3 separate regions of the Homo sapiens genome follow, and all the other regions are linked to region 1. Evidence: chromatin loops called from intact Hi-C (ENCODE). Cell type or tissue: Calu3. All regions are shown on one strand.

Evidence for each region. A loop is a pair of places that touch in the nucleus more often than their neighbours do. Peaks named below come from ENCODE experiments on the same cell type or tissue, not always from the same donor. Only the 100,000 strongest peaks of a DNase experiment are listed, where the experiment ranks them.
Region 2: a loop joins it to region 1, with 5 times the contacts of the local background. A loop is called at or near these places in 45 of 110 quality-filtered maps.
Region 3: it touches region 1 in a loop (6-fold over the local background); 21 of 110 quality-filtered maps call a loop at or near these places.

Annotation. Positions count from the first base shown.
Region 1 is chr1:63,916,915-63,924,914 of GRCh38, forward strand. The region is part of intron 1 of ROR1 (receptor tyrosine kinase like orphan receptor 1); the gene reads left to right. Among named protein-coding and RNA genes, the nearest start is that of ROR1, 150 kb to the left of the region's middle. RefSeq lists a silencer at 1,148-1,217. In Calu3, a CTCF peak has its summit at 1,124 (motif pointing left); DNase peaks (open chromatin) are centred at 267, 1,157, 3,647, 3,917 and 1 weaker place.
Region 2 is chr1:63,689,007-63,697,006 of GRCh38, forward strand. All of the region lies in intron 1 of LOC105378771 (a long non-coding RNA gene), which reads left to right. Among named protein-coding and RNA genes, the nearest start is that of ROR1, 81 kb to the right of the region's middle. In Calu3, CTCF peaks have their summits at 3,090 (motif pointing right) and 3,317; a DNase peak (open chromatin) is centred at 3,105.
Region 3 is chr1:64,240,101-64,248,100 of GRCh38, forward strand. It overlaps UBE2U (ubiquitin conjugating enzyme E2 U), which reads left to right. Exons shown (of 10, transcript NM_001366232.2): 8 at 1,552-1,633. Among named protein-coding and RNA genes, the nearest start is that of UBE2U, 40 kb to the left of the region's middle. In Calu3, CTCF peaks have their summits at 3,093 (motif pointing left) and 6,451 (motif pointing left); no DNase peak of the experiment used is centred here.

The sequences.
Region 1 (8,000 bases):
AGTTGCTCAGGCCTACTTTCAGTTCCTAGACTGTTACTGTGCAGGGTCCAGCCTCAGGGCCTTTGCTGTCCTCTGCGTGTGAGCCCTTCTGCTCCCTTCCCCTTCAGCTTTCAATTCTTCTTTCCTTAAGTCAACATTACATATTATTTCTTTACGGACACTGTCCCTGAACCCAACCTCACAGCAGAAGACATCAGGTGACCTCTTACATTGGTCACTGGGCACCATACTTTCCCTGTGGCTCCTGTCCCAGTTTATAATTATACATTTGTGTGATTACCTGATGAATGTCTCCTCTTCCACTGGACTGTGAATTCCATGAGGGTAATTCTGGCACTCAGTCTAAGCCTGACACCTGGCAGGTACTCAAAGGGTATTTGTTTAAGAAATTAATTATTAAATGTATCACAGATACATCAGAAGATGCAAATAAGCAAACAGGAAGAAAAAAAGCAATCACAGTTCTACAACCAAAGAAAAGCCACTTTCCATTTTTTGGCATATACTTTAAAATTTTTTTTCTATTCTATAAAATAATATGATTTTCCCTTAATAGTATGGTAAACAGGATTAAGCATCCACTAAATTTAATTTGCCATCATTTTATTCAACCAATCCCCTATTGCTAGACTCAAATCAGATTTGTATGATCTATTGTTTCATGGAAACCGATGCAAAATTATAAAAAATTAAATCATTTTTGCTTCTCAATCAGCATTTTACTTTATCCAAAAGGAGTATATGATGAGAAATCAAGAGTGACTGTCCAGGAAAATGGAGATGTGGCAGATGGAGCTGCAGACCACGTGGGGAGAGCCCTGGCCACAGGAAATGACTGTGGTTGGTAGAGGGGAAAGTATTGGACAGTTAAGGAGTTGCCACCTGCCCCTGGTGGAGGCAAATGTTGTTTTGTGGAAAGCACGTGGCATAATGACAGGGCCTCTGCAGGCTCAGTGATGTGGGTGAGCAAAATGGCTGTCTTGGGATTATCTAGGAGCTTCTGAAGGCAGTAGGGTGGTGGCTAATTTCTTAATGCTGCTCTCCCATCCTAGTGATGGGCAGAGAGGATGAGAAAGCCAGCTCTGGGGAGACAACTGTTGTTCCAAAGTGAGGAGTCACCACTACCTGCCATCTCGCAGACTCTTGTCTAGTGCCCCCTTGAGGCCATGCTTGTTGTTAGCCCTGACTCGGGTGCCCCGGCACCTGCCGTAAACCAAGCTAGACCCAGATTGCGTTTGGGTGCCTGGAACAGGAGAAGTTTTAGGAATTTATGTTAGAGATTCACCATGTTGTACTTTCTGCCAAAGCGTCCCTCCCTGAGTCAGAATAGTGGAAGGCTGACTATATTCCACCCAGCACGACGCACTGAATGCTTGGTATGAGCAGCACATCATACGACAGGAATCTCACAACAAAGCAATGAAGTAGTTACCACTATGATCTCCACCTTATAGATGAAGTACCTGAGACTTGGAAAGTGTCAAAACCAGAATTTGAACGCAGGTCTGTCTGAGCCCAGACCCTTTGCTTTTTAAACCACTCTTTATGAAGAATCTCAGTAGGTTCTTAAGAACGGGGCGTGGTACTCTCTAGAGCGTTTGTGACCCAACACTATGAATTGAAACAAGGCAAGCTCTGTGCTCCCATTTGGGGAAAGTTAATATTTCACATGCTCTCGAGAATTTAGGAGCTTGGTAAAAACTTACTATTAAACAGGGCTTTTCTTTAATTCCTTTTGTTTAAAAATTTTCTTGTGAAACACTCTATATACTGTGCCTCCCTCTGAGACGTCAGTGGTGCCAGAGACCGTTAGGGAGTTTGTGTAAATAGAGAGAGGGCCAAATGCTGCCCACACAAGTAGTGAGGCATGAGGCTGAGTGCGTGGAACAGTTCCATAGCTAGCCCTAGGCTCTGAAGAGTGTCCTGAGACCTCATCTGGGTCCCAAAATCGGTGGGCAGTGCTGTCTCCGCGAGACAATGACCAGCATGAGGAAATACCTTTAACCATTCATCTTTTTAAAAAGATAAGTTTGCTAAGCAAATAAAACCAGTTAGCCTTGAAAGTTCAGTATTAATGAATGTTAATGCATATCTTGAGATTTTCTAAAAAACTGACAAATCTTCCAAAAGACAGGAATATCTAGAGGGTAAATAACAGGACTAAAATGCTTTGAAACATCTTTGAAATGATGGTTCAATGCACAGGGTCAAAGGGTAGGACTGGTTCTCTTCAAGCATTTTAAAAAAATGCCTCATTTTTATTTAACATTGTTTTGGGAAGGAGTGCATTATATTGACACATTGAGAAAAAAATTCCTTTTTGTTTTTCTAAAACTAATAGGAGCTTAGGCATTATGATTAAGGACCAAAAAGAGCCAATGCCGATGAATGCCCTCTTTCTTCAGCTGTAAAATTTAATGGCCGCTACCGAGAGGTTTTTCTTTTAATCAGCAAAAAATTTATTTTGTCCTTGACATTTTATGCCAAAAATCAGCCCAGAGAATGTGTTTTATAGCCTGGGCTGAATTCCCCTAAAGGTAGAGTTTTCCTATGAGCAGTGTTCATTGAATTGGCTTTTTTTTTTTTTTTTTGCACTAGATAACTATATTAATTTATTAGATAATCTTTTTATTGTTTCAGCAAGATAGAGGAAACTTACACAGAGACAGCAGAGCATAATGGGTAAGCATCTGGGTTCTTTTGGAAGACGAGATATTGGTTTCCATTGGCCTTGCTACTTCCTGTCTTTCTGACCTTGAGTAAATTACTCTTCCAGAGCCTGTTTCTTTGTTCAATTGGGGATCATAATAGTGCCGCCGTCATCATGCTGTCATGATTAATGCACCTAAAGCATTTAGCACAGCTGTCAGCACTTATTGAGTATTGACTAATTATTAGCGATGCACAGTGATCTATAACTTAAAGCTTCGTCTCAGAATATGCCTTCTTATGATCTGATAGTAATAGGAATCAGCAGAAAATAAGGTGGTTCAACTATCCGGGAAAACTACCAAATATCCGCTTAGCAGAGGCAAAATAAATGTAGCTTAAATGCAGCTGAAAATGCTGAAAGCTGCTTTTGTTTCTCATGTTATAGAAATGCAGTTATTTTTATTAAAAGTGATGGGAAATCCATCTGTAATCTCCTGTCTTTCTTTTATCTGTTTGTAAAAATAGCTCAGTAAACCCATAAATGCCAAGACCCTGTTCAGTGTGAGAAACATTGTTGGGCAGGATGGGAAAGTTCAAAGAAATATCAGATGCAATCCCTGCTTTGGTGGAATATTTGGTGTAACTTGGAAAATTAAATGGAAAAAAAATTAAACAACAAAACAGCACCCAGCTGCCAAATAAGTGAGGAAGGAAAGACCTCAGGCTGAAGCACTGGTGATGGGAGGAGGGATTTATTTGAGCTGGTTTTTCAAAGGATGGGTAAGGAAAGAATAGCAGGAAGGCGTCTCATAGGTATGGTTTAATGGTAAGAGCAAAGTCAGTGTAGTGGCAAAGAACAAGGCAAGAGGGTGGAGTGGTTAGCAAGTGAAGGCTCATTAATGCTTAAGGCTACCTTTGAAACAGAAGTGTCTGTCTGACCGGATTCAGGAGGCCTGTCCATCACGCCATTCTCCACCACCATGATTCATTACTCCAGAGTCTCTTATCTTCAAATCAAAAGCAAGACGAGAGGCAGATACAGATATGAGGAAGTGCTTTGCTTTTCGCTACTCTGCCAAACATAGTTTACATACCAACACTGATAATCTGTCAGCCCACCTCTCCTGGACACTTAATCATTTCCCTGGAATCCACTGGAATAATTTTTTTATGCATTACAAAGTATGCTTCAGAGTGTCTATTTCTTAAGATAAGTTTGCATTCCTTTAACCAAGTGGCATTCCCACAAAGCCCCAAGGTGGCCCGTGTTACACATTCCTTCTTACAGCCAAAGTGGTCAGTTAGGAAGGCAGCTACCTTCATGGCCTGTTAGTAAGAATGTTGGACACTTGTTGGGCATTTACTCTGTGGGAGACACTGTTCTCAGTGCTTTACATGTCCAAATTCATTTAACTCTCCAGAAGAGGGAGCAGTAGGAGAGAAGGGTGATGAACAGACCCTACAAACGGACTAAATTATTAAATAATGAATCAGCAATTAGTTCTAAAAATGTTTATGTAGTGCTTACTGTGTGCCAGACACCATGATTAAAGGACAATCGAAGTAACTCGGTAATCACCTCTGAACTGCCAGTATGGGTGTTTTATCACCTTCCATGTTCTGTGTTGACGGTTTATTGAACACATTTTGAGTTCTTCAGGGCAGTGCTTATTAAATTCAGCGTGCGTTTGGATCGCCTGGGAATCATGGTAAAATGCAGATTCCGATTTGAAAGTGCTGTGGTGGAGCCTGCGAGTTTGCATTTCTAACAAGCTCATGGGGGTGGCGACGCTGCACATCCAGGTGACCTCTTGAAGTAGCAAGATCTTAGAGAACCAAGTAAATGGCAGAGGAAATACAAGCAGGATAAGACAGGAACATATTGTCACTTTCACACCAGAAGAGGCAGTAGGCCTGGATTTGGCCCCAGGCCCCAGTTTAACATGATCATTATGGTTGTTGTCGCTACCATGTGCACCAAAGGAATCTAAGAGCTTGGAACCTTAAGGCCCAATGGCACGGTTTACAATGCTAACACACCTTAAAGTTAAAGGAAGAATGTACGCTATCCTAGGAACATGACTGATAAGGTGCGGCAGAGAGAGTGGGGTGGGGCGGGTGGGGTGGGAGGCTAGAAGTCAGGAAACCTGTGTTCTCATCAGGGCTCATTTACAGACTTGCTATGTGACCTAGTTTAATCACTGAGCCTTTCAGTGTCCCGATATCCTCATCTACAAAGCAGACTGGTAAACATCTGCTCTGCCCACCCAGGACTGCAGAAGTGAGACAGGATGCACAAAAGCTCTTGGGAAAACCAAAGAAACACTGCAAATGTGCATTTTTATAATTAAAAAATATAGAGTCTGTCTTCAGCAGTAGGCAGGAAAGAGGGGGTATCTCAGGAGCTCCCACTTTGGTTTATGTCTCTCTGAGGGCTTGTTATGCTTCTCAGCCTATTCTGTATTCAGGAGATGCATAGAGCTTCTGGCTTCATGCTGTTTCAGAGCAGCCCACTTCAGCCTTTTCTTTACCAATAGAAACCCCTAGACTATCACAGCTTGTCCTTCTTGCACTGAACCCATTAAGAATAAAGAAAGTCTCTGGGCTGGGGAGTGGAAGTGAGGGACATAACATTTACTGAGTATTTTATGTGAGTTATTTTACTTAATCTTCACAACACTCCTAGGAGGAAGGTAGTCTGAATTATGAAATTGTTCCAATTTCATAGATGAGGCACCTAAAGCTCAGACAGGCTCACTTGCCTGGGGTTTGGTTTTGTTTCTCTTTGTAAAAGGTAAGTCTTTTCAATTTAGTAGGTCAAAACACGTGATTCTCTCCTTTTCATAAGACTATAAAGTTAGCAACCTCTGGTATCTGGTTAACAGTTCACTTTGTGCAGGTTATTCCAGAGGTAGATAGCATGAGTTTATGTCGAAGCCCAGGATTTTGTGCCAAACATCCGTCTCTTTGCAACAGAATTGGAGAATTGTTCCAGAATTCTTTGAATTCTTAATTTGCAGAATTTCATAAAGAGTTCTACAGCTCACTTTTCCTAGGAATAGAGGAGAGCGGCAACTGAAGACAGCAGGCTTTTTCTTTTTAGTATTGATGATGATGATGATGAGCTTTAACACAGCTTATCCAGGTAATCCTCATGTAGTGCTGTGATGTTGATGGTTTTGTTACCCATATTTTAGAGAAGAGGAAACTAGAGACTTAGAGGGTTAAGAGACTTATACACAGCCTAACTATTCCAAGTGTTTAGGACTAAGTGGACTTTAGTCTTGGTTTTTCCAGCTCCAACTCTGAGGGTTGTTTCCATATTCCCCTGTATTACATGGATTAACCAGTGTTAGTGACCATCCGGCTAAGAAATTAGCAGTGGCTCTCAGTGGAAAAGAGCTACTTGATTCTAATGATAGTAATAATGAAAACAACTGCCAGCTTCCTGTGCTGTTGGTAGGGCCTCCTGGGTTGGCCCTGTCACATCCCATCATGTCACGGGGCATGTGAGATCACGGGGCTGAAATAACCCTGGGCGACTGATGTAAAACAGATTGCGTGTGACACCTGCCCTTGGGCTTCCCAGCGTGGCACTTCAGCCCCTCTTGGCTCAGAAAGCATTTAATATACCCACAGAGTGCTGGGTTCCCCCCCAAAACTTTCTGCAAACTTCCTTGTAACTCTGGAACAGGATCCCAGGCCATGTGGAATCTTGAAAAGGTGATTGACACTGGAGACGCAAGGTCCTGTTGGTTTGGGCTGGTTACTCAATGTCTTTGAGTCTCAGTTTTTCACCTGCAAGTGGGAATAAGGATAGTACTCCGTTCTCTGAGTTGTGAGGGTTAATTGAGCCAGTGGTGCCAGATCACAGTAGGTACCCAGGCAAAGAGGATTGTTGTAGCTTACTTTCTTCTGGATTACATCATCCTTAATTTTTCTCTTTCCCTCTCCTCTCAGAAGTCATCACAAATTCTGACACTTCTAAATTATGCCTTAAGCCTATCTATATTGTGTCTAGCTACCACCTTAGTCTAAATCAGCTTCACCTCTAGCCTAGATTACTATACTAGCTTCTTACCTGGTCTTCTGCTTGTACTCCCACTTGACAGAGCATCTAGAGTGATTTTATTAAAATATAAACCAGATCATTCATTCGCTTTTGTAAAACTCTTCAGCGGTTTCCAATTGCACTTTGAATCAATCTGTACCCCTTACCCTGCAAACTGCCACCTGCTGTGGTCCCTGCCCACTTACCCACCTCCACTGGATGCCCCTCGATACCCAGCTCACTGTGCCTCGGTCATGACGGCCTTCTTTTTCTTCCTTGGATGCACCAAAACCAGGGGGCCTGAGGACCTTTGCATGTGCTGTTTGTCCCCTTTGCCTGGAATGCTATTCTCCAAGATCTTTGCATAGCTGGAAATTTTGTAGCTCTAAACACGGGGTTCTTCCATTTCATAAGACTATAAAGCTAGCAACCTCTGGTATCTGGTTAACAGTTCACTTTGTGCAGGTTATTCCAGATGCAGATAGCATGGGTTTAGGTTTTCATTTAGAGAACCACCTGACCTCTCCGTAGAAACTCACCACATTCTCTCCCCCAGTGACTTTCTAACACATTACAGTGTTTTAATTTTCTTCATGTACTCAGCACTACTTGAAGTTTTCTCATGTATTTGTTGACAGTTTATCTCCACCCACTAGAAGGTAACTCTGGCCAGGGTTACAGCACTAGTTCTAACCAGTGTCTGCTGTATAAGAGGCACTCAGCAAATATTGATTGATTGAATGAATACATTTTTTATTATATATTAAAAATAAGTAGAAATGAATTTTTAAAAATAAGAGGGAAGTCTTTCAATGTCTATATTCAAGCCGAGGTTTGGGATCCAGTGGCCATGGACAGGCCTGATGGGAAGGGGTGGGTGGAAGAATCACTCGTCTTCAGAGCATTGCGGTATGGTGAGAGACCATCTCATACAGCCTACTGCCTCCCGATACTTTCATTCACTCGTTCAGTTATTTGAAAAGAGCTCACTGTGTGCTGCTCTATGTGCTGAACTCTGGGCTCATAGCAACTAACCATGAAAGACCTGGCTCTGCCTTTACCGAGCTTAAAGTTTGACAGTGAAGACTGGCACTGAGTGCAAGAATTTTCCATTGAAACAAGTATTTAACAAGAGAGCAGCACAGGAGGGCCTGGGAGCATTTTGTAGGAGGCCCTCTTCTGGAGGATCAGGGAGTCATCTCTAAAGGAGTGACATCTAATCTAAATCTGGAGAATGCCTGACCCTGTCCACATTTTCTCATCAGCCCTTGAGAACGGTGGAAGGTTTTGCGGATTG
Region 2 (8,000 bases), 230 kb before region 1:
TTAGGAAGTGGTCTCAGGCAACTCTTGTAGGGGAGTAGGGAGGCGAGGCAGGGTAGGGAAGGAGACCAGTGAAGAATGAATTTTTTAAATCACCTTACCATCTGGGAAGCTGGAGCTTAACTCCACTGGGGACACACTGGGAGCTAATGTCAAATACCTGCCTTAGAGTTTACCTGCCTGAGGAGTGGGGGAGCTAGAGCTGCCCTGGGGGTGTTAATTCTAAGACTTGTCTATTCTGTCTTGTACATGGGTATGGCAGGTTTCCTCCATTTAAAAAAAGAAAGGCCTTAAAGCAAAGACATATGGGTGCTGAGAGTCTGTTGGGCCAGTTAACCGCAAAATGAGAAGACCTGAGGGGGCATAGCAGCTCTGCCACCCTGCGGTATCACCAGCCCCTAGCACAGTGCCTGGCCACAACAGGCAGCCTGTATTTTTCCACTAAATGAATGAATCCACAACAGCACCCATTTTAGAATGGCCACAGTGAAGGCTGGAGAGGTAACCCAACACACAATAGCAGGGCACCCATGTGCAGGCATTTCTCCACATCCCAGGCTTTCCGATTTTACCTTTGTGCCAGGCACTGTGATAAGCACTTTCTATGGAAAGTTTGATTGAATCCTAAAAACAAGTAGTAGGTTAGAATAGGTCAAACTGGTTTAATACTTACAATTTCATATGCTTCTACCGTATACATGAATTAGGTCTTATTATTTTTTACATTGTACAGATGAAAACTCTGAGACATGAGAGAGTAAGCAACGTAATTATGGTCTCACAGACGGTGTTTCTCAAACTGTAATGTGCACTGGGGACCTTGTGTAAGTGCAGATTCCGATTCAGTAAGTCTGGGGACCATTTGAGATTCAGCATTTCTCCAAGTTCACAGGTGGTTCCTGCTGGATGGACCACATGCTTTGAGTAGGTGATTTGAGTTTATCTGACTCAACTCTAGAGCTGAGATGGGGATCAGGTAAGGAGACTACCAAACAAGCATCCTGTAATATGTTAATGTTTTTCATAAAGGAACTTTTCTTTGATCCAACTTTAGTGCCTACTATACATTGAGCATATGATAGGCACACATTTGCCAACCAGAAGACTCCAGGATCTTTCTCTTTCATCTCCCTCCCTCCCTTCCTTCCTTTCTTCCTTCCTTTTTTCATTCTTTTTCTCTTTCTCTTTTTTTTTGACTTCTCTTTTCCTTTGCTCATTATAAATTCATTAAATTTTTTTCAGATGCAAGTAATGCAAGTAGCAGAAACTGATTTTGGTTTAGTTGAGTCAAAAGGGTAATTAATTGGAAAATCTTCCAATGTGGGCTCACAAAATTTCCAGAAAGTCTGGAAGACCATGTTTGGAACAGAGGCTAGAGCCAAGGTGTATTAGTCAGGGTTCCGTAGAGGGACAGAACTAATAGGATAGATGTATATATAAAGGAGAGTTTATTAAGGAGTATTGACTCACACAATCACAAGGTGAGGTCTCACAATAGACCATCTGCAGGCAGAGGAGCAAGGACACCAGTCTGAGTCCCAAAGGTGAAGAACTTGGAGTCCAATGTTTGAGGGCAGGAAGCATTCAGTGCAGGAGAAGGATGTAGGCCAGAAGACTAAACCAGTCTACTCTTTCCATGTTCTTTTGCCTGCTTTTATTCTGGCTGCGCTGGCAGCTGATTAGATTTTGCCACCCAGATTAAGGTGGGTCTGACCTTCCCAGTCCACTGACTCAAATGTTAATCTCCTTTGGCAACACCGTCACAGACACACCTAGGAACAGTACTCGGCATCCTTCAATCCAATCAAGTTGACACTCAATATTAACCATTACAATATTACAATATTAACCATTACACAAGACAACTCCAGAGGGCCAAGACGCTTGGAGATGCTGGAGCCCCAACTTTCACTGCCTGGAAGGTGCTATGTCTGGGGCATGGCCTCCTGATGGAAGCATGGACTCTCCAGCCAAGCTTATCCCTGGGTCTGTGCCCTTCACCCCCACAACTGCTACTATAAAATAACTGTAATGACCTTTCAAGTTTCACCATCCCCTCATGAGTCAAAGAGTATTCAACTGGCTGATGTTGGCTTACATGCCAGGTTCGTGGCTGCCAGGAGACCAGGAGAAGGAGGCAGGGCACTGTCCCTTCAAGCTACCCACAACAGGTGTTCCCCTAATGGAAAGGAAGATTGATGCTAGACAGTACAACCTGCAAATGTCCATCACAGCTATGCTGACTAGTTTCTTTGATTCTGCCTTCTAGAAAAAAAAAAAAAAAAACTCAGCTGCCCTGCAATTACCAAGAACCTCAAAGAAAAAAGTGAAAAGCACAGCCTGAGAGTCTGAGAGCCTAATGACCTTGATTTAAACAATGTCAGGCATTTAATTCTGCTCAGCTACAGGAAAAAGAGGAAAAGGGAAAAAATAGTTTTTACCCTGATTTTAGAATCTGCTGATGAAAATTTTGAAGCACTTCTTGATGACGAAACCAAATGTGGCTTTCTGCAGCTTGCCACCAGCTGAGAGACATATAGAAAATCTCCCTCTCTTAGCCAGGCGCGGTGGTTCATGCCTGTAATCCTAGCAGTTTGTCTGGGAGGCCAAGGCGGATGGATTGCTTGAGCTCAGGAGTTTGAGACCAGCTTGGGCAACATAGTGAGACCTCGTCTCAAACAAAAAAAAAAATTAAAAGAAAATCTCCCTCTGGAGCTCCCTTCCTTTCATGCTTTAATTAATTTCCACATACATGTATTCAATGAACATTTATTGTGTAACTACTCTGTCTCCAGACCTGTGCTAGGTGCAGAGGAAACAATGATGAAAAATAGAGTTCCTTAGGAGAAGCTCTGATGGAGTGAAATTGTAGGATATGAATATGATACAATGAAAGTAAGAGTTGCTGTAAAATTAGTCCTGGAGGGCCCTGAGAATTGGGGAAAGATTTTTATTTAGGTGAGTAAATCGAGCCTGCCACCGGCTGGTAGATTTACTGTTGAAAACAAAATGTTCTTAGCTACAAAAGCAGCTGAATATTTTAAAGGCAAAAAGCTTCCACGCCCTAGCCTTATAGAACAAGTCACCTTCCATTTGTCACCAGTAGAAGGCGACAACACGATGGATTAAAGCTGGTCCTTAGCGAAGGAAACCAACAGGCAACATCTGACTTCTGATGTAAGAGCTGGAAAAATAGTCTGGCAGTAAAATCTTTTCTTTCTTGCTTGCTTGCTTTTTTTTTTTTTCCTTGTACAAAGCTATTTCAAAACTTTACAATCTGTTCTCAGGGAGTAGGCCCTTATGTTATTGAGGAAGGAAATTCACATAAAGAAATCAGGTCCAGTGTAAAATCAATGGGACTTAAGCTACAATAAAAGTCTAGGGGACCAAAAACCTAACAAAAATATTCCTCACTGTTAAGATATAATGTGTCTCTATGCACCAATTGATTAACAGTATTTATAGAGCAACTACTTGGTGGCATTCTAGGGACTCAGGGGTGTTTAAAAAAGGTAATCCTTCAAGAGAGATATGAATTTCAATTTTTTTTTTCTTTTAAGCACATGACATTTTTATTTTGGGCTGTACTTTATAAGGTATGAAAAGTAAATGGGATTTGCAATCACCATTTCTGCAATGTACCTTTGGGCTGCTGGTTTATACAAACACCTCCATACTAAAAAAAAAAATGCAAAATTAATTCTGTAGTTGAGTCATCTTATTAATCAACCAATTAATCAATACTGCATAAGCACTCATGTGTTGGGATACCGAGGTTTCAAAGGCACGTTTTCTGTTCAGAAGGAAATTGTGATCCAGCTAGAGAAGAAAAACATAGGAACAAACATGCTATTTAATAACAAGTAAAGGGCCTGGCGCGGTGGCTCACACCTGTAATCCCAGCACTTTGGGAAGCCAAGGTTGGTGGATCACTTGAGGTCAGGAGTTCAAGACCAGCCTGGCCAATATGGTGATGGACTGAGACTGACTCAAAAAAAAAAAAAAAAAAAAGAGATAAATAATATGAGGATTGCCACTTAAAAGGCACTCCAACATATTGCAAACTCTGTGAGACCAGAGACCATGTTGACTTGTTCATCAAACACCTTTTCAAAGAGCTGGCATTTAGCATAAGTTCTAAGCATATTTACAGAGTCAATGAATCAACACACAAATGAATAAATACCATCTAAAGGGTAAAGAATAATTCATTAATGAAATAATATGAGGGCCAGGCATGGTGACTTACACCTGTAGTCCCAGCACTTTGGGAGGCCGAGGCAGGTGGATCGCTTGAGGTCTGAAGTTCGAGACCAGCCTCGCCAACATGGCAAAGCCCCATCTCTACTAAAAATACAAAAATTAGCCAGGCATGGTGGTGGGTGCCTGTCAATCCCAGCTACTCGGGAGGCTGAGGCAGGAGAATTGCTTGAACCTGGGAGGCAGAGGTTGCAGTGAGCAGAGATCCTGCTACTGCACTCCAGCCTGAGTGACACAGCGAGACTCTGCCTCAAAAACAAAAAACAAAAAACCACCAAGAAAAAGAACCAAGTGAGTGGTGGTTTGGATGGACAGTTGGGTGATGGAAGGCTGTCTAGAGCAGGGGGTGAAGCATGGGCTTTCAGATCAGGGGGTACCACCTGTGCTTGGGGATGACCCTGGGCAAGTCATCATCCTCACTGGGAAGCCAGTGGGGCTGGGTTTGATCCTGGATGCATGACCTAATCTCTGTGAGAATCTGAATAAGTTCACCATTCTGAGACTCAGGTTTCTTGTCAGTTCAGTGAAAATGATAGTAACAGTACCAACTTAATGGGGTTGTTGTGAGGATAATCTAGATAATCCATGGAAAGAATTTAACCCACTGTGTAGTACACGACTAGCTCTTATATTGATGGGGATTTCATTCCCTTTTCTGTAAACTGGGGATAACAATAGCCCACATTTAATAGGCCTCTTGTAAAGATTAAGTAATAAATGTAAACACATTTTACATTTATTACATATAAATAATGCATGAATGTAAATTGCCAAGCACAGTTCTTAGCATACAATAAGTATTCAAGAACTGCTGCTAGTGAAAGTAAAGACCGCTTATGCCAGGGTAGTCAGGGGAGGCTTCTTGGAGGAAAAGAGGCTTGAAGGATGAATCATCTTTGGAAAGAATACAGATGCAGGCATTCTAGCAGGGGCCCAGGCATATAAGCAAGTTATGGAGATAGAAATATGAAAGATGTGTGTTCGAGAAAAAACAGAATCCCTAAAGCAAGCACCTCATCAAATCAGAAACTTAGAAAGGCCATTAGACTTATGGATGGTCACACTTGCAGCAGCCAAAATTGAGACTGGGTCATGAGATGAATCACTTCAACAAGCCACTTCCCTCTCTGGGCCTCAGCTTCTGGGTTGGTAGAGTTAGACAGGAGTGGTTCCTCATCAGGGACTCTTTCAGTGCTAACATTCTGTAAATACAAGTTTGTTCCCACAGTACAGTGTGAGCACACATGTTTATGCAACCCCAGAGGACTTTAAAATTGATGTGTGAATGTCTTCAGTGCTTATACCATGGAGGCTAGGTTTCCTTCAAGCCATTCATTCATTCATCCATTTTTCTAAACATTTACTAAGCTCCTACTATGTGCAAACACTGTTATAGATGCCAGGGCTTTCTAAAACCAAGATCTGACTGCATCCCAGCCCTGCTTAGATACTTTCAATGACTTCTGGTTGACAAGTGCAAACTCCAGGCCACATAACCATGTCCTTCCCTATTGCCATGCCTTGCTTTTGTTCCTGCAGTTTCCTCTCTCTAGATTGTCCCTCCAAGTCATCTAGACTAGCCAGCATCTAACGATCCAGACTCCTTTAAAATTTTCCTTCCCTTCTGAAGCCGTCATAAAATCTGCTTGGTCCTTGTCCCTAACCCAGACTGGTGTAATGCTTTCTCTGTGCTCACACAGCACTTTGTATCACCTCTGGTTACTGTGCTTGGCACTTTTTCAGTTCATTGTTTGTGTGGCTTTCTTTCCTGCTAGATTTTCAATACAATGAGGCAGTGACAGTGTTTTATTCATCTTTGAAACCTCAGCACCTGGCGTACTGCTTGGCACATGAGCAATAATTAAACATTTGATGAATGAGTTTGTTGAAGCTTTAGAAGTGGATGGGAATGGTGATATGAATAATATGACAATAATAGTGACTATTTTATATCACGTACTTCTTACACATCAAATTCTGAGCCAAGTGCTCTACATTCATGATCTGTTTAGTTTTAATCCTCACAACATGCTGTGAGGTAGGGGCATAGGGGATTGGTGAGACACGGTGTCTCTGGAGTTAGAGAGGCCAGGGTTTGAATTCTGGCTCCATGAGTGCCTTGTACACTCTTGTACTTTGTGCCTTGCAGTAGGGAGCTTGGTTAAGGAGATGAGTGGGGCTAAATGCTCCCTGTGCTTACCAAACCAAGTACTCTGAAATGGGGCTGCACCTGCCCAGAGGAAAGCCGGTGCCTGCCCATAGGGTGCCCTTTTTGGAAGTGGACGAGAATGGTGATTTCATATTTGAAAAAGGGCATGCTATGGGCAGGCACTGGCCTTGTCTAGCTCCAACCCATGCCAGCCATGTGGCATTGCACAACTTACTTAACCTTGCTTTTTGCCTAGCCTTTCTCATCTTTATAATGAGATTATGACACCACTAACCTCACAGAGTTTTTGTTAGGGTTAGGCAGGATAATGCATGTGGTATGCTTGGCACTTGTCTCAGATACATATTCCATAGACGCTAGTTTTTATTATCTGTAGCAATAATAGCCCTATTTGCCAAATAAGCAAATTTAGAGAGAAAAGAGTTGGCTGAGAGCAGAATATGGGGGCACTCCTCCATTTAGAGGCAGCAGAAAGAACCAGGAGAGAGAAGGGCTGAAAACATTGTGCAAGGGTGAGTTAGAGGAGAGGCTGGTCAGGTGTCAGGAACTTCTGAAAGATTAAGCTGGAAAAAGCCTGCGAACAGTCCCTTGGAGCTGACAGTTAGAGATCACTAATGATCTTTGAATGAGAAGTATCATGACAGCAGTGGGAGAGGAAGCCAGATTGCTGTGGGCTAAGGTGTCAATGAGTGGTAAGGCAGAAAGAGTAACTCTGACCTATTCATCAGAAATTAACTTGTGAAGTGCTTGTTTCTGTGCCCCCAAATTCATATGTTGACATCCCCAACCCTAAGGTGATGGTATTAGGAGGTGGGGCATTTGGGAGTGATTGGGTCATGAGGTTGGAACCCTCATGGATGAAATTAGTGCCCTCATAAAAGAAGCCTGAGGCTGGGCGTAGTAGCTTATGCCTGTAATCCCAGCTACTCGGGAGGCTGAGGCAGGCGAATCACTTGAACCTGGGGAAGCAGAGGTTGCAGTGAGCTGAGATAGCACCACTTCACTCCAGCATGGGTGAAAGAGCAAAACTCCATCTTAAAAAAAAAAAAAAAAAAAAAAAAGAAGCCTGAGACAGACCTTTTGCCCCTTCTGCCATGTGGAAGGTGCTGTCTATGAGCCGAAAATTGGGCCCCTACCAGATACTGAATCTGCCTTGATCTTGGACTTTTTCAGCCTCCAGAACTGTAAGAAATAAATTCTTGTTGTTTATAAGCTACTTGGTTATGATATTTTTTATAGAATCCCAACCAGACTAAGACACGAAGGGTCAGAGGCAAATAGGTCAGTTGCTTTAGGAGGATTCAAATTGATAAACACCTTCCACATACTTTATTTCTTTTTTTAAAATTTTATCCACATGCTTTATTTTAGGTAATAGGTATCCCCTTCAAAGGGCCAGATCAAGGGAGCTCCAGGGAGACATGGACCCCTGCCTGAACCCCATATCTATCTGTGGAATCTGGGTATCTCTCCATCTCTCCAGACTCCTGGGATGATAAGGAGGATGATTTATCTCAGCTACTCAAACACTGAATGGGACTATCTTGTATTTAAGGAGAGAAGAAAGTTGAAT
Region 3 (8,000 bases), 320 kb after region 1:
CACAAACTTAAGAGCCAGTGGTGATGTAATATGAGTTCCAGAAAATACTAATGCAGGTCTGAGCTGAATTGATAGTCCACAGAGCAAGGGAGGTAGTAAGCCCATTTGCATCTTTGCTTCAAACCAATTCAAGGTCCTGATCCAGTTTGGGACACTAACTTTAATAGGAACATCAAAAGAGTTTATCACCAGGGCATTAAGGATGGTTAAGTTTCTAGAAAATCATATCCTAAGAACAAGTTAAAAGAACTGAGGCTTCCCTGTGAGCTATTAGAGGGCTCTCTCTTGTGGGAGAGGGATGAACTTAGTATTGCTCCAGAGGTTAGAACTAAGACCAGTGGAAACTCACAGCAGTCAGATTAAGGAAGGACATTGTAACCCTTATCTGCCAATGGAATGGGCAGTCTCCCAACTACAAAGTGGTGTGTTTTCTGTAGTTTGCAAGTAATTCATTCAGAACCTGGATGATCATCTGTTGGAGATTCTTGCTTTGTGAAGGATCAAGCAAGGTCTTTAATGTCATTTCCAACTTCAAAATTCTAATTTTCTACTTGAAGTGCTGAATTAGAATTTTGTTAAACTATGATGTCTTGGTTTTATATGAGTTATTTTAATACTTTCTTCATTATTGTTGCTCAAAACAAAATTTCTCTTTTTAAATTTTTATTTATTTATTTTTGAGACAGGGTCTCACTCTGTCACACAGGCTGGAGTGCAGTGGCGCAATCTCAGCTCACTGCAACCTCTGACTACTGAGTAGCTGGGATTACGGGTGTGTCCCACCACGCCTGGCTAATTTTTGTATTTTTAGTGGAGATGGGGTTTCACCACATTGGCCAGGCTATATTTCAATAAATTTAAAGATCTAATTGGCTTGCATTAGTGATTCATGAATCAGGCAGCATCTCATCTTAAAAACAGATAAGTGATCTACTGAGCATAGCAGAACAGTTAGTTTTTATAAGGTAACTAGAGCAGGAATAAGAAAACAGAATAATACAAAAATTGGATTGGTTAACATAAGGCACTTCAGTTACTTTCCTTGTAAGGGTTAAAGCACAGGGACTTCCTTATCATGCCACTTCAAGTTGACTGGGCCCCTTCTGACTGGTGGCTGTGAATCTCTTCTTTTGAAAAAACTGATCTGCTTAAGATTGTCCTGCTTCCTTAAAGTTTCAGTTTTATTGCATGACACTTAGCATGAGTAACTCCATTTTGTTTGGTCTGTTAATGCCTAAGGTAGGTGCTCAGTCCAAAACAATGGTCTCCTATAAATTTTATTTAACATGATAAAGGATATATAATGTTTTTCATTATAATGAAAATAACTTCCAAGTCATAATCTATTTCAAACAATATCTAATATTATGATGTTCCAATAAAAGCAAGTAATTTGGAAAGTTTCTAAGGATTGTAATATGACTTGAATTATATAGTGCATGTTATTGCCACATATCAAGTTAATGAGAAGTGAATGATTTTTAACTTTTAACTATTAACTATTATTAAAGAATGTATGTATAGCTTCTTTTTTTAATATTCTAATTTCAGTGCTCAAAGTTCCAAATTTCATTGGACAGTATTACAAATGGAAGAAAATGGATCTACAGCATCAGAAAGAATGGAATTTAAAGTAAGAAATATGAAGTGCCTTGAATGTGTACATTAACTTGAATTGTCTATTATTCCACTTTCTACTATCCAACTTGGAAATAACAGAAGAAACCCTTGGAAATAACAACTTATACCCTTTTCTCAGTATAAGAACAAGAATAAAAGAAATGATCATTTCTTGCTTTCATATGAACCCAGGTAGGAAATATCTTTGCTACATATTTGCTGCCAAAGATGGAGATAGGACATGATCTGCAGTGAAGAAATCTCGTAATATCCTTCCCATTATTTCTCTTACTCTCATTTCCATCATCCTTATCAACATGTGACTTAGAAATAGCTTTTTTTTTAAAAAAAAGAAAAGCAAAAAACTATATATCATCAATTAGCTTTTCATCCTTTTTGTAGCTCCAAACATTGTTTCTTCTCCCACAGATTTCTCATTCAAGACCAAATATATTAAATCTAATGAAGAAGGATATAGTAAAATACAAACATAAATTATTATATCTTTAGAAATCATTGACTCTTAGACCACATTAAGGAAGGAACCTTAATCTCATCTTTGGTCTTTTGACCCCTGAAGGCAGTTTTTCTGCTTCATCATGTTACAACAAAGATGCCATTTCAGTTCTGTGGTATTGGCTGTGTTGTGCTAGTCATTTTTTCTGGTGTGCTCATTCCAAGGTACTCTGAGTGTGTGACCATAAAGGTAGGGGAATTAAAGATCCTATTTTTTGTGTTTATCTCATTTATCTCAATTTTTAGCTCTTCAGTTTACTGTTAACCAAGTGCCCTCTTTTCTAGATGGAAATACACGATGAATAAAGATAACGTGCTGTATTTTGAATTTCTGAAGCAACTGAGGAATTGAATATATTTTTTTAAATTGAGTATATTAAAATGTAATTCCCTATCCTTTAACATCATATAGTTCAGACTGAGTTTTTCAGTTGGATTTTCTTTCTTCTGTTGATTCTGTAACAACTTTCTTTCAAGCTAAAGTAGAGAAAAGCTTTTGCATTTGATATACTTTTCTGCTTTCAGGATAAATTACAGGAAGTAGAAAGTTTTTTATCCAGCAAAATTTGAAGGAGTATAAGCATGTTTTTTTCCTGAAGGCATGTTTTAAGTTTCTTTTAGAGTTGAAGAAACCTACTTAGAATATAAGGTTAATTTTTCTTTGACGTGACTTCCTTTTTTATTTCCTTTAACAGAACTGTTTTATTTGTTTGATCATCGATTCATTATGTAATGCCAACATCCTGCAGAACCCAAAAATTTAGAAAAAGTAGAACCGTGTCATTTTCAATTTATCCATCCACTTCTACATATGGCTAAAATAATTGTGAGCTGTTTGAGTGCTGGAACATTTTTCCAAATACATTATTTCAAAGTTACAGGTCAAATTATCATGTGCATAGTGACCCTGTCAGAATAAAACCCTCACACCTTATGCCATCTGGTGGTTGATGAGAATATATTTAGATCAAGTGATATTTGCTGCTTCAAAACGCTGGTGTTGATTAGTCAAAAACTCCACTATTTAAATGCAGTTTTAAAAAGATATTATATTTATCTGCATTTTATTGTGGCATAAATATTGACTATGCAAATGTTAGAGGTATAGTAAAATCTAAAAAATCTAAAGAATGGCAAAATTCAACTTCTCTTCAAATAATTATCAAAAGTCTTGTGTTCATCAAAATACATGGGGTATGATAAAGAGGACAATTCATAGAGAATCAAGTAGAAAATGTTTGGGGATCTATGCACATGAGTAATTGGTCTATATTGTGCATGCCATATTAAGCATCTCTCAGTTTTTAATATTCGAAAATGCTTTCCTTACGCTGAAATTTCCTGTTTCAAAAAAACAGGAAATGTAAATTGAGAACCCTGTATTTGCATAGCATTGAAGAAAAAGAGAAACCTGTCTCTCCTGCTACTTCCTTCCCTCCCCTCATCAATCAATACCTTATTCTTAAGCCACACTGAATTCTTTTTTCTCACTATTATTTGGGGACCTAAGACCTCCTTACCACGTTGTACCTTCTGCCTCGGATCAGCAAGGTCTTTGCTGCTGGTGTAGAGCTAGGATTTTGTCAGTTAAAAAGTGGAATGTGGAGCTCTTAAGCGCAGGGGCACTGGAGCCAGACTGTCTGGATTTGAATTCTGGCTCTGCCAATTACCAGCTCTGTGACCTTGAGCAAGGTCACTGATTTTTTTTGTGCCTCAGATTTATCTGTTAAGTGGCAGTAATAAGTGTACCTACCTCCCAGGGAAGGTGTGAGGATTAAATAAATTAATATATGTAAAATGCTTCAAACAGTATCTGGTGCATGGCAAGCACTCATAAAGTTCGCTATTATTCATGCTTTTAAAACTTTACTGTGGCCCTCATTCAATTTGCAGATGAAAAATCTTTCTTTGGAAGCAGCATAGGGGAAGAGCATGAGCTTCAGAGTCAAACAGATGTTGGAGAAATTCTTAACCACTCTGAACTTGTTTTTTTATCTGTTAAATGGAGATAACCTTACCTATCTTGCAAAGTTGTTTTGCATTTGACGCTTATTATTTTATATATATGATTTCATTCGAGATATAAATAAAAATTATATAAAAATGTGTATATTATATATCTGTTACATATATAAAATAAAAATTAATATAGCATCACACATAGGCATTCAATAAATTTTAGTTCCTGGGGAGAGGAGGAGATGAAAGTTCATGCCACCCTACTTTTCAGAGAATAAAAACAATCTGTTGGAAACATGTAAAATTTGTCTTTTCTCAGGTTAGAAAACAACACCTATCATAACTACATTTATTGTAGTTCCTATATGCCTCTGGTTCCTTTTCCTTCTCTACTCCACCTCCATCATTTCTTCTGCCTGGTGAAGTGCTTCACAAAGATGTTGTGAAGAGCTGGCCCAAATGTCTTTTTGTAGAGACAGTCACTGACAAGCTCAGGCATTCACAGTTACCCCATCCTCTCTCTCCATATTCTCTGTTCCCATGTCTTTCAGCATGTGTGATGTGGAAATTCATCTGTTCATGAAGAGGGACCAGGGCAGGGATGTTTGTGTCCCTTTGCATTCTCTGTACCTAGCATGGTGCCTGGCAAATAGTAGGCACTCAATTAATGTTAGTTGAAAAACGCATCCTCACCCTGTTTTCTCAATTAGTATTAGGATTAAATGTGAAGAAAGTTCATTTTAGAAAAATAAAATTGAGTTGCAAACTTTTAAGGTTCATTCTAATGTAAAGATTTAGGATTCTATTTTGGGAGTTCTAAGGTGTAGTTGGAAACAGTGATTGAAAACTGGAAATGTAAATGGCTTTCATGAATATTTTATGCAAAATCTCTAATTTGGCAAGTCTTTGTTACTATTAATAGAAACATTGTCATTATAAGCAGCTCATAAATATTCATTAATCAATTATTTGGTTTGGTGTTCCTTTCTAAAGCCTTTTTTCTTTCCTATTGGCTTGAGTGTCTTTTGTATTCATGAAAGTGCTTTCTTTCCGTTAAAGGATACGAATCTGTAATCTAATCAGTAGTTTGTATTTAAGTTCTCCAGAGAAATAGTAAAAGATATAAAATCAGAAAGCAATGAAAGCTGTTCTTTCGAGTGTTCTTGGTTGTGCACATATAAAACTATGTTTGTGCCATACTCTAGCTAATGATTGCTTCTGTGACAACAGAAAAATCTTTATCAGTATTCTAAGCTTTGGCAGCTAGCAAGTTGTCTAAATAAAACTTATCAGTCCTGGTGGTGGTTTACATTCGGTGTAGCTTTAGAAAAGAATATTGCTTCTTGTTTATACCGAGTAGGTATAGAGGGAACCGGAACTAACATGGCTGAGTACTTCCTGTATGCCCGGCGTTCTCCCTTCATTTCCTAATTCATGTTGGCCATCCTGTGGAGTTGACAGTCACACGTGTAAGTGTAACCCACAATAATACCCATCAGCCTCCTTCAAAGCCACAACAAATCAACCTGTACTCCAAGTCAGACCACTTTGCTTGCCTTGTTGACAGCCCAAGACCTGATTCCTAACCTCCTTTTCAATGGATAACCGCTCCTAAGACCCATCCCCCAACCCCTGACGCCCCAGACATTCCGTAAAGGTGGAGATGGATATTATCTCTAGTTTACCAGTGAGAGAAATGGAGGCACAGAGATTAGCGAGTTTTCCTGAGGTTACTGATAAACATAAATTTTATTTGCAAATTAAAACTAAACTGTTTCTTTCTTGCCTACTAATATGTACTTAATAAAAGTTTAAATTGTTCAGGTAAGTGTAAAAATATTGCCTATCCAATCGCAAGCACAATCAAGTGTACATTTTGTGAAAAAGTTGTGTTTTTTCTCAATATTAAATTCTATTATTAAACAATGTTAGTTCTTTTTTTTCTTATATGTAAAAAAAGAACATCTGTGCAATATCAAATACCAATAAAAAAACTTTCTTATATCTGTAAATCCCACTCTGGACTTAGTTGTCCTGTCTTTTAAATTAAGAGACTAATACATATTTTTTCTACATTTCTTTGGTGTCTGATTTTGTGAGCATGTTTTAACTCACAAAAGATAAGTAATCTTTCTTTTGGTATACCTATGTTTGATCCCCTTTATATGGAAAACGTTCATGCTGAGTAGATTCTTTTAATATATGTTCGTGTTGTCCTTTCAGGGTTATTGAATTTAAACATGTTTTTTATAAGTTTACTTAATTATGTATTTAATGCATTTTTTAAGGAGTGCTAGCTTTATTCCCTAAAATTAAACCTTGACTGCCATCTTGTGGTTAACAAGTGAATTAGCATTAGAATGGACACTGCCTGTATTTTTAAATACACACGTGGGAAAAATTATAAACAAAGGGAGGAAAATCCTTTAGGAAAAAATGACTTTTGCCAAGCAACTATTTAGTCTCTGCTTGGATGTTTTTAGAGATAGGAAGCTTGGTAATTCAAGAAGCATTAAATAGCTCTAATCTTCTTCAGTTCTAGCTTGTATCTAACACCTTTTGATAGTCAACCATTCCAGAAATGGGAAATTAGCTCCATTTCATAAAGAAGATGTGCAGAAAAGGTTAAAGAAAATTCCCTAAGGTTATATACTTAGTAACAAAGCTGAAATTCAAATGCAGGCCTGCCAGATACCACAAGCCACGCTTTTTTCCTTAAATCAAGCAGGCACCATGTCAGACACTGAGGACCTGGGGATGGCCTTGGGGATTGGTGGAAGGCAGGATTCAAAGGAGGCTATTAGGGCAGAAAAGAAACTATTGCCACTTGTCTTTGGAAACAACACAAATAAGGCCATTTCTGCTTTGTGAAATTGCCCTTGAAGTCTCAGAAGATAGTTATGTCTTTCTCCTACCTCCTCTTACATCTCTTTTTTAGAATAAACACACTCCGTTCTTTCAGCTGATTTTTATGAATTCAGTATTCTTTATTGGTTCCCTCTTATGGATATAATTCATTCCATCAATTTCTCTCTCCAATGTAGCCTCAAAAAGTTACCATGGATTTCTGGTTGTAGCACAAAATCCAGTGGAACCACCCCTACTATAAACACCATGGCTTAGGGCTTCTCCCTTCCTCTCTCCTGAAAAAGCGGAATTTTAATATGAGTCACAAACATATATGGTGCTAGTTTAGATGTTCCCCAAATCTTATGTTGATATTTGATCCCAGTGTTGGAAAATAGGAGGTGTTTGGGTCATGGGGGCAGATCCCTTATGAAGAGACTAATGCCTTCCCTTGGGCAGGGAAGGAGGGTGGAGGAGTATGGCGGATAAGTAAGTTCTCCATTAGTTCCCGGGAGTGCTAGTTGTTAAAAAGAGCTTGGCAGCTGGGAATGGAGGCTCAAGCCTGTAATCCCAGCACTTTGGGAGGCCAAGGCAAGAAGAATGCTTGAAGCCAGTATTTGAGACCAGCCTGAGCAATATAGTGAGACCTCATCTCTACAAAAAATTAAAAACTTAGCCAGGCATAATGGCACATGCCTGTGGTCCTAGCTAAGTGGGAGGCTGAGGTGAGAGGAACATTTGAGCCCAGTAGGTCGAGGCTGCAGTGAACCATGGTTGTGCCACTGCACTCCAGCCTGGGTGACAGAGCAAGACCTGTCTCACAAAAAAAAAAAAAAAAAAATTAGCTTGACATTTCCCCTCCCTCTCTTGCCTCCTCTCTCGCCTGTGACCTCTGCACACACCGGCTCCCCTTTACCTCTGCCATGAGTGGAAACAGCTTTCACCAGATGCCCAGTCTTCCAGCCAGCAGAATTGTGAGCTAAATAAACCTGTTTTCCTTATAAATTACCCACTCCCAGGTATTTGTAGCAACACTAAACGAACTAAGACAGTTTTAA